2 separate regions of the Homo sapiens genome follow, and region 1 is linked to region 2. Evidence: read pairs that join two places in POLR2A ChIA-PET (ENCODE). Cell type or tissue: HepG2. All regions are shown on one strand.

Region 1 (5,000 bases), 120 kb before region 2:
AGAGTACAGTTTGATAAAAATGTTTGTTTTCTGTTTTACCCAATAACTACATCCATGAAATATAAAAAGGAGTGATTAAAAAAAGCATATCTTTAGACCTGGACATTAGCCACGTATTTTGGACTATCTGTTTTGCATTGTTTAAACAAATTACCATTCTGAGTCTCTTCTCTGTATGAAATAGGGACACGATATGACCTGAGCTCATCTTTTTAGACACACCTTTAGTCATATGCAATTTGTTTTATTAACAGTGACTCTTTCCCCAGACCCCTGCCCCCAGCCTACCAACAGCCACACATGATGGGGTAAGGACATGTGTCTTGAATAATACTTAACAATTTTAAAATTTATAGATTTAATGATTTGTCCCAGTTAAATCAGGGAGAGTTAAATTAGATTTTCAATGACTAGGTGTTCTGTTTTCTGAGCAGAAATATCTCTTAAGATACTTCATATTTTTTCCCAGTTTTAAGGTTGCATATATACAGATATACCTCTTTTATAATGTCAACCTGCTTTTTGAAATTTAACAAAAGCATAAGCACTTTGTGAACTGTCAAGCCACAATCGCAGAATGTATTGACTTCTAATCATCAGCATGGAAGATGTCAAGAAAAACATGGAAAAGACTTAAAAGTTTGAAGGGAGAACAGAAGGGAACATACAGATACCTTCTCATTAGCACATACTTTGTAACCACTTTGTATAAATTTAGGTTTTTAAAAAGTTTTGATTTGACAGGGTTAGATTTTCTTGTTAATCCTATATCACAATAACAGTTTTGAAAAGATACGCTATTGAACTTTCATAACATAGGTGTGAAGGCCGTATTTGTTATTATTTGAGAAATAATTGAAAAACCTCAGTAATGGGTGAATGAGTAAGAACTTGTACATTCACTGATACCACCCACCAGTCCCCCAAATCTGACTCTAGATTTGCGGGCATTGATATTCTAAAAAGGGTATTATTTTTTAAAGTAGTTGGGCCCATTCATTACTTTTAGGAAGAATCTGAATGGGACAAGGCAGCTTAGTAAATAATGATGTTGAGCTGAACTGCCTCCCTTTTACAATACATGCCATTATCTGAGTTATAAACTGTACATATTTTTGCATTTTAAACCTACGCAGAGTAGCATATCTTTGTTGCTTTCTTTCTACAAGCTTTGTGGAAATGGAGAAAGGCACTTTTACTTGAAAAATGTACAGACTTGGGTTCTGAATTCAGACTACCTTGATTCTTTAAGCCTCAGAGCAATTCATCATCCTTTGCTTCTTATAATGTACAACTGTCAGTAGTTGCTAAAATATGTATATCTTACTGGGTCTGGGAATCCCAAGCTTTCTTCAGCAGTTCTAATTGCTTGGCTTATGTAAGTGGGCCCCATAATAACCCTGTTAGAAAGGCCCTTGGATTGGTGGTTTGGGTGCAGTTAATGCAAACAACTCATTGGGTCATTAGGAATCAGCCTGGAGAAAAATATCACCTGTTTATTTCTTTTAAAGGACCAGAAGGAAACATCTCCTACGGAAATGAGATTTGTTCAGACCCTCCAGGTGTTGTGGATGGGAAAATATGTCTTGTGTTATAAATAAAGACAAGCAAAGTGGAAGGAAATGCTAATCAAAAGAAAGTGATAAGATCCCCAGTAAGGGGAAGGGAGTGAAAAGGATGTCCTTGAGGTTAAGGTTTGCTTATCACTTTGCCTTAAACCTCTATTAAAACCTATTGTGTATTGACTGTTGTGATATTTGGCAGTCTAGAAGTCAGACCACCTTCGTTAGAATCTCAGGCTCAGCATTTACTACCTGAGTAGTCTTTGGTAAGTTAGTTAACTTCCCTTTACCTCATTTTTCTAAGCTGGAAATGGAGTTAATGGTAATACATGATACAGCTGTCAGGATTAAAGGAGGTATTGCATGTTAAGCACTTAGAACAATGTGCTCAGTAGGATGCTGGCTGTTACTGTTTTAGAGAGTGTTTTTCAGGCATATTTAGATGTAGCTACTTAAAATGTCTTGCACTAACTTTTAGAAAATTCCTGAAAGGCTAATTCAACTATAAACAGAAGTTACAGTAGCTAGAGTTGGTGGTTCGGCTCCTCTGATGCTATTAAAGTATTTCCCCAAATACAATTATGGATGCCAAGATTATCAACATTTTATGTTAAGTCAAATTTTACTTACTTGTATGAGTAGTAAACAAATTTACTAAAATTTGACCTAGTGTATTTCTCTCCATGTTGCTTACATATAAAGTGAGCCATGTTTATGGTCCATTAGAAATATGTTTATGGACCATGTTTATGTTCCATTAGAAATGTTAACCAGTCATTTGAGTGAGTCATAGACCTAAAATGCCTCGCCTTACTATAAATTACTTAATGTAGATCCTGTAGCTACTCCCTTTGTTGCTTAACAATATTTGATAATTTAATTTTAAAAGTTTCTCAGATGACAGGCGGGAAATATCTGTTTGAAGTCTTTTTTTTTTTTTTTTTTTTTTTTCCTTAGCAGAGCAAATGTTTGACTTGATCAAAGAAACATTGTTTGGATTTCAGCTTTCCTTTTTTGGCAACTTAGATGGTATCACCATACTGTTTATTGCTGGAAAGTTTTTTTTTTTTTTTAAATAGGGAAGACATAGTGTTAAACTAATATTAATATTTCACAGCCTGACTGTCTTTATGAGGACACTCATTTAAATACTGTCAGGCTGAACACAAACAAGAGGGTTGGGGTATTACTTTATTTTTTTTTTCAGGAACCAGTGGAAGAAAAAAATTTATAACTGTTAAATTTTATTCAGATATCTTGCAGTATTTACACTCAGGTAGAAAGGCCTGAACTGTTTTTCTCAGTCTTATATTCTTTAAATGAATCACATAATCAATTTTTACCTGTAGCTTTACATGCCTTGAAAAGTAAGAATCCACAGAAGACTAACTTTCACTTCTTTTTCATGGGGATTCTTTCTCCACACCTGAAGCTGCTGAATTAGTTGATGAAATGTTTTTCTTTTGTTTTCATATTGATCAATAATTGCTCATGAATAACTTCATTTGAAATTAAATAATATCACAGAAATTATTGAACCAGCTTAAGATAGATTATTTTAAGTGGTTTCTTGGTTTCCTTATAATTACAGAAAGTCTACCTATAAACTTGACGATATTAAATTTTCAATATCAAAAAATAAATTATACCCCACGTTTATGAAGTTATAGCAAAACACTGCTTGTGGGAGTGTACATTAGCACATTCTACCTGAAGGGCAATTGGGCAGTATTATATCGAAGAGAGAAAACACAAATAGGAACTGATAGGTGAGACGTTACCCACAGAGTTGGTTTTCTTTCTTTTAAAATTTTTTTTATTTAATATATTTTCTTTTAATTTTTAATTTTTATGGACACATAGTAGATGTGTATATTTATGAGGTACATAAGTTATTTTGATACACGTATACAATGTCTTATTAAAATTAAACTTGTTTTAAGATAATTCTAAGTTCACCTGCAGCTGTAGAAACAATACAGAGAGATCCCATTGTATCCTCTACTCAGTTTTCCCCAGTGGTAACATCTTTATAGTAAAATATCACAAGCAGCATATTGACATTGATACAGTCAAGATACAGAATATTCCCCTCACCACAAGAATTCTTCATGCTGCTCTGTGAGCCATACCCATTCCATCCCACCCTACCCTCCGTAACTTTTGTCAACCACAAAGCTATTCTCCATTTCTATAATGTTATTTCAAGAATGTTCAAGTATTTTTTCAGTCACAATCTCTTTCTCTTCTCCTTCTGGGACTCTGATAACATGAATATTAGGACTTTTGTTGTAGTTCCACAGGTACCTGCAGTTCTGATTATTTTTTAAGTTATTTTCTATTATTCAGTTTGGGTAATTTCCATTTCTATTTCTAAGTGGTAATTTCTTTTCCTTCACTGATTCTTTCTTCTGTCCCCTTCATTGAGCTCATCCACTGAGATTTTTATTTCAGTTACATTTTTCAGTTCTACATTTTCATTTGGTTCTTCTTTATACTGTATATTCTTTTTCTTTGCTGAGATGTTCTGTGTTGTTGATGAAGCCTTCTAATTTCTCATTTGTTTCAACTGTGAACATTCAGAAGTACTCATTGAAGCATTTTTATCATGGCTGCTTTAAAATCATTGTCAGGTAATTCTAACATGTCTGCCATCTGGGTATTGGCATCTATTTGATTATCTTCTTTAATTCAGTTTGAGATTTTCCTGGCTCTTATATGATCTTATGAGTGTTAGAGCTTAAGCTTTCTGTTTTAGCTGCCTTCCTCTTACCACTCTGGCAGAAGGTGGGGGTGCTACCAGGTGAAGATAGAAGTCCAGGTTCCCAATTCCACCTCTGTTGACACCTAGGAGATGGCTCGTCATTTCTGCTGAGTGGGAGTGGGAGTTCCAGCTCCCTATGTGGTCTCTACTGGTACCACAGTGCAGGTGGCTGTGATGGTGACACACTGAGTGATGATGAAGATCCTGACTCTCCACTAGGCCTTCTCTGATATCACCCCAGAGGAGTGGAGGGAGGGGCAGTTCGTTATTGCTTAGTGGGGGTGGAAGCCCAGCCTCCCCACATGGTCTCAACTGACAGGATGATCTGGGGATGAAAATTCTGGCTCCCTACTTGGCATTCTCTAACATCTCCCGGCAAGAGTGTTGGGGACCTTGTCATGGCATTGCAAGGATAGAAGTGTAGGCCCCCCATTTGTCCTTTCTTGGCATGAGTGTGAGTGGAGCAACCATTTTTTCTGTAGTGTTTGGTTGGAATAGAGTGGTTATTGTTTAAAAGTTGTCTGTTTTGCTAAACTACTCCTTTCCTGGTTCTTTGGCTAGAGAGAGCAGGCTTGTTTTGGGACTTTGTACCCGTTTAGTGTTGTGTGGTTGCTAGTTTTTCCAGTATTTAGTCTTAGATACGTGAGGCAAAAAGAAAATCCCAGAGAACTCAC
Region 2 (5,000 bases):
TAATATTAAAAGTAGCAAAAGAAAAATGACTTATCACATACAAGTGATAAGATTAACAGCTGACTTTTTGTCAGAAACAGTGAATTTCAGAAGAGAAGGGGGTAACATATTCAATCTGCTGAAGCAAAAAAAAAACCAAAACTATCTTTTAAAAATGAAACAAATCCCCAGATTAACAGAAACAGAGAAAATTTATTTATAGCAGAAATACTTCCAAGACCTACAAGGAAGTTTTTGAGGCTGAAAGAAGATTAAATTGGAGAGTAATTTGAATTCACATGAAAAACTCAAGGACTGGTAAATGTAATTATATAGGTAGCTATAAAAAAGTATAATTACATATTTCTTCTTTTTTTCTCTAACTGATTTAAAAGTTGCAATATAATTTCATAAGATCTATGAAATTATATTGTTGGTCCTATAACATATAGAGGCATAATATATTTGACAATATATTTGACACAAGGAGAGAAAGAAACTATACTGGAGTAAGAAAATGGCATTATGGTAACTCAAATCCAGAGAAAGAAAAGAAGAGGACAGTAATAATCTAAAGTAGAATCTAATAAATTAAGGTATATATTGTAATTCCTCTAGTGAATGCTAATAAAATAACTCAAAAATATAATCTAAAAGTCATTAAAGAAATTAAAATAATACACCAGAAAAATTACCCACTTAATACAAAAAGAACACAGTAAATAAAAAATAGAGAAACAAAAAAGACATGAGACAAACTAAAAAGTAAAATGGGATGCAAATCCAACTATATCAATAATAATATTAAATGTGAAGGAATGAAACAATCCAATCAAAAGGTAGAGATTGTCATAATGACAAAAAAACAAGATCCAACTCTTTGCTGTCTGTAAGAAACACTTTAGATTCCAATCTAAAAATAGGTTGAAAATTAAAGGATGGTGTATAGTTTGTTTTTTTTCCCCAGCACTGCATATGTATCATTTCCCCACATCAATTCTCCAACTCTCTGACGCCAACTGGGTGCCCCAAAATTCGATCCTATTCTGATACTATCTACCTGGAGTTAGTGTCAGATCCCACAAGTTAAAGGACTTAGTCCCGGAAGATCACTTTCAGTTTAGATGCCAGCTGCGAGTGGGATTCTCAGGTCACTGAAACTCCTTCCCAGTTGACAAGTTTGGGGCTTCCCACCGTCTCTCAGGTTCAATTATTTGCTAGAACAGCCTTCAGGACTCAGAAAAGCACTCTACTTACTATTACTGGCTTTGTGTCCGAATAAGATGACTCATGGTAGTGGGCAGGAGTGGGCTGCCCAGGTACTTCAGGATGATATCCCTGCACAGGAGCCACTGCCCTCATGGAGTCAGGGTGCATCACCCTTCTAGCATGCAGATGTATTCAAACTTGGAAGCTCTCTGAACTTCATCATCTAGGGGTTTTGTTTTTTTTTTCTTTTTTGGAGGTTTCATTCATAGTCATGATTGATGAAATCATTGGCCATTGGTGATTGAATTCAGTCTCTAGTCCCTCTGTCTTCCCTGGAGTGAGACATTGCTCCCCACAAAAGGGCATTAGCTGCGGGGGTCTGCCTTCAGACCCTGACCCAACGACAGATGAATAAAACGTACACTGACACACAGATATTCTGTTTTGCCAGTCCTGCTGAGTGTCCGACCGCCTGCACACCAAGAGAGGTTTGTCACTGCGGCCGGCCCTGAGCAGCTTGCACTCCAGGCATTTATTTAGTATAGAATTAACAACAGAAGCTCTGAGTCAACACTCTTGTGAATAATTAACATGGTTAAGAGAGTAGTTTTATGAATGATTAAAGTTCAGGTACCGCAGTCTAAAGTAAATACCATTAGGGGGCAATATCCCTGGTCGACCTCCCCCACCCCCCACCCCGAGAGGGCTATCTGGCTCAAAGGTTAGTTAATGGAGGTAGAGTAAACAAAATTAACTGGGGAAGACTCTGTTATCTCTAGTATTTACCCTATGACATAATGCTCTAAGGTAAGAACCAGCTGCCTTCAGCCTGTTCAGTTATTACAAGCTATGTAACCTTTCGGCCTTCCAAAAAGGTTTGTGACTATTCCCTATAACTTTCCCTAATATTTCCCTTTAATATTTCTGCCAGCATCCTGAGTGAATCCCAGCACTGGAGGTCAGGGGGTGGGGCTGCAAGTTGCAACCCTCTAATTACATGATTGGTTTATCTGGTGACCAGCCCCTAACCTGAATATCTACGCAGCCCACTGCTGCCCACTACCATGAGTCATCTTATCCAGATGCAAAGCCAGTAAATTCCAAAGGTTTTAGGAGATTTGTGCCAAGAGTAGAGGATCAAAGATCAAGTATTTATTTTTTATTATACTACAGATAAATACACACACACACACACACACACACCATGCAAACATAAAAGCTGAAGTATCATAAGAGAGCTCAAGTATCATAAGAGAGCTCAAGTATCTATACAAAGATGAAATGAAATAGACTTTAAGCAAAAAATGTTGCTAGAGACAGAGAGGAACATTTTACAATTCCCTAATATCCTGGAAAGAGGAATTGGTGAGTGGAAAGAAGGGGAGAATCTGAAGCTACAATGTTTGCTTGCTCCTTTATGATTGGGTTTAGGAACTGGGGAAGACATCAACAGGACGAGGCCCATTAGAGTAAAAAATGTCCTAGGAATATGAGCTAGGAGAAACAAAGTCAGGGGGAAGAAGACATAACTTGGAATCCCTTTCCCCACAAACCTCACAGATCAACATTTAATTGGCCTTTACTATGACCTTCCTGTGAGCCCTCAGTAACAATAATCTCATGATCAGGTTGGGTTCTAGAAAAATGTACATTTTATATCTTGTTAAGAACAAGATTGAGAGGACAGAAATTATTTGGTAGGATGGTAATTCCACTTAATGGTTAAATGGAATGTGTGCCTCAAAGAAGATTAAGCTAAGAAAAAGAAATGATGAACAGTTATGAATGAAGGGGAAAAAAGCCCTCAAGAAAATGAAAGGTGTTTTAGCTATGAAAGGCAAAATGTTTCAATTATTTTGCTATTTTAATGACAATGATAATAAAACCAAAGGATTCCTCAATCTTTCAAAAAACAAAGTAGTTTTATAATCACGTCAACATAGCACTGTCAAATTGCATTTATTTAGGATCAACACACATAATAAAATTATCACTTTTAATTTTAAAAAGTAGGTGCTTATTGGGATCATATCATTTACTTCATTCTCTGAATTAGATTCATTCTTTTTTTTTTTTTTTTTTTTTTTTTTTTTTGTGAGATGGGGTCTTACCCTGTCACCCAGGTTGGGGTGCAGGGGCGTGATTTCTACTGTGAATCCATGTGGCCCTGGGCTTTATTTTTGTTGGCAATTTTTTTTTATTGATTCAATCTCACTGATTGTTATTAGTCTGTTCAAGATTTCTGTTTCTTCCTGATTTAATCTAGAAGAGTTTTATTTTTTCAGGAATTTATCCATTTCCTCTAGATTTTCTAGTTTGTGTTTATAGAGGTGTTCATACTAGTCATGAATGATCTCTTGTATTTCTATGGTTTTGGTTATAATGTCTCCATTTTTATTTCTAATTGAGCTTATTTAAATCCTCTCTCTTTTTTTCTTGGTTAATCTAGCTAATGCTCTATCAATTTTGTTTATCTTTTCAAAGAATCAATTTTTTGTTTCATTGATCTTTTGAATTTTTTTGTTTTAACTTCATTCAGTTCTTCTCTGATCTTTGTTGTTTCTTTTCTTCTGCTAGCTTTGGGTTTTGTTTGTTCTTGTTTCTCTAGTTCCTTAAGGTGTGATGTTAGGTTGTCAATTTGTGATTTTTCAGGCTTTTTGATGTAGGCATTTAGCACTATAAACTTTCCTCTTAGCACTGCTTTTGCTGTATCCCAGGGTTATTGATAATTTGTGTTGCTATTATCACTTATTTCAAATAATTTTTAAATTTTCATCTTCATTTTATTGTTAAGCCCCAAATCATTTGGAAGCAGATTGTTTGATGTCCATATATTTGTATAGTTTTAAAGGTTCCTTTTAAAGATGATTTATGGTTTTATTCACTGTGGCCTGAGAAGATACCTGATGTGATTTTGAGTTTTAAAAAATTATTAAACTTGTTTTGTGGCCTATCATATGGTCTATCTTGAGAAATGTTACACATGCTGATGAGAAAAATGTATATTCTGCAGGTCTTGGGTAGAATTGTAAATATCTGTTAGGTTCATTTGTTCTAGAATATAGTTTAAGTCTATTATTTCTTTGTTGGCTTTTTGACTTGATGATCTGTCTAGAGTTGTCAGTGGAGTGTTGAAGTCCCCTAGTATTATTGTGTTGCTTTTTATCTCATTTCTTAAGTCTAGTAGTAATTGTTTTATGAATCTGGCAGCTTTAGAGTTAGGTGTGCATATATTTAAGGTTGTAATATCTTCTTTTTGGATTGATCCTTCTATTATATACAATGACTTTGTCTATTTTTTTTACTGTTTTTTTTTAAAGTCTGTTTTATCTGACATAAGAATAGCTACTACTGCTTGCTTTTGGCTTCTATTTGCATGGGATATCTTTCTCCATCCCTTTACCTTGAGTTTATATGAATCATTACATGTTAGGTGAGTCTCTTAAAAACAATAGATATTTGGTTTATGATTTTTATCCATTCTGCCAATCTGTATCTTTTAAGTAGGCCATTTATGCAATATTAATATTGAGATGTGAGGTACTACTCCAGTCATCATGTGGATTGTTACCTAGATACTTTCTTTTCTTCACTGTGTTTTTGTTATATAGGCCCTGTGGGTTTTATGGCTTCAAGAGGTTCTATTCTGGTACATATGGACCTTTTATTTCAGGATTTATAACTCTTTTTAGCATTTCTTGTAGGACTTGTCTGGTAGTGACAATTCTCTCAGCATTTGTTTGTCTGAAAAAGACTTTATTTCCCCTTGATTTATGAAACTTAGTTTTGTAAAATAATTCTTAGCCAACAGT

The links. ChIA-PET counts read pairs that join two places held together with the same protein. Peaks named below come from ENCODE experiments on the same cell type or tissue, not always from the same donor. Only the 100,000 strongest peaks of a DNase experiment are listed, where the experiment ranks them.
Region 1: POLR2A ChIA-PET joins it to region 2 with 10 read pairs; 2 of 35 experiments call an interaction of 5 or more read pairs at or near these places.

The regions. Positions count from the first base shown.
Region 1 is chr6:56,519,115-56,524,114 of GRCh38, reverse strand. All of the region lies in intron 69 of DST (dystonin), which reads left to right. Among named protein-coding and RNA genes, the nearest start is that of COL21A1, 270 kb to the right of the region's middle. In HepG2, no CTCF peak of the experiment used is centred here; a DNase peak (open chromatin) is centred at 2,524.
Region 2 is chr6:56,396,699-56,401,698 of GRCh38, reverse strand. No RefSeq gene overlaps it. Among named protein-coding and RNA genes, the nearest start is that of COL21A1, 150 kb to the right of the region's middle. In HepG2, no CTCF peak of the experiment used is centred here; DNase peaks (open chromatin) are centred at 1,258, 1,878 and 2,228; H3K4me3 peaks cover 2,501 bases.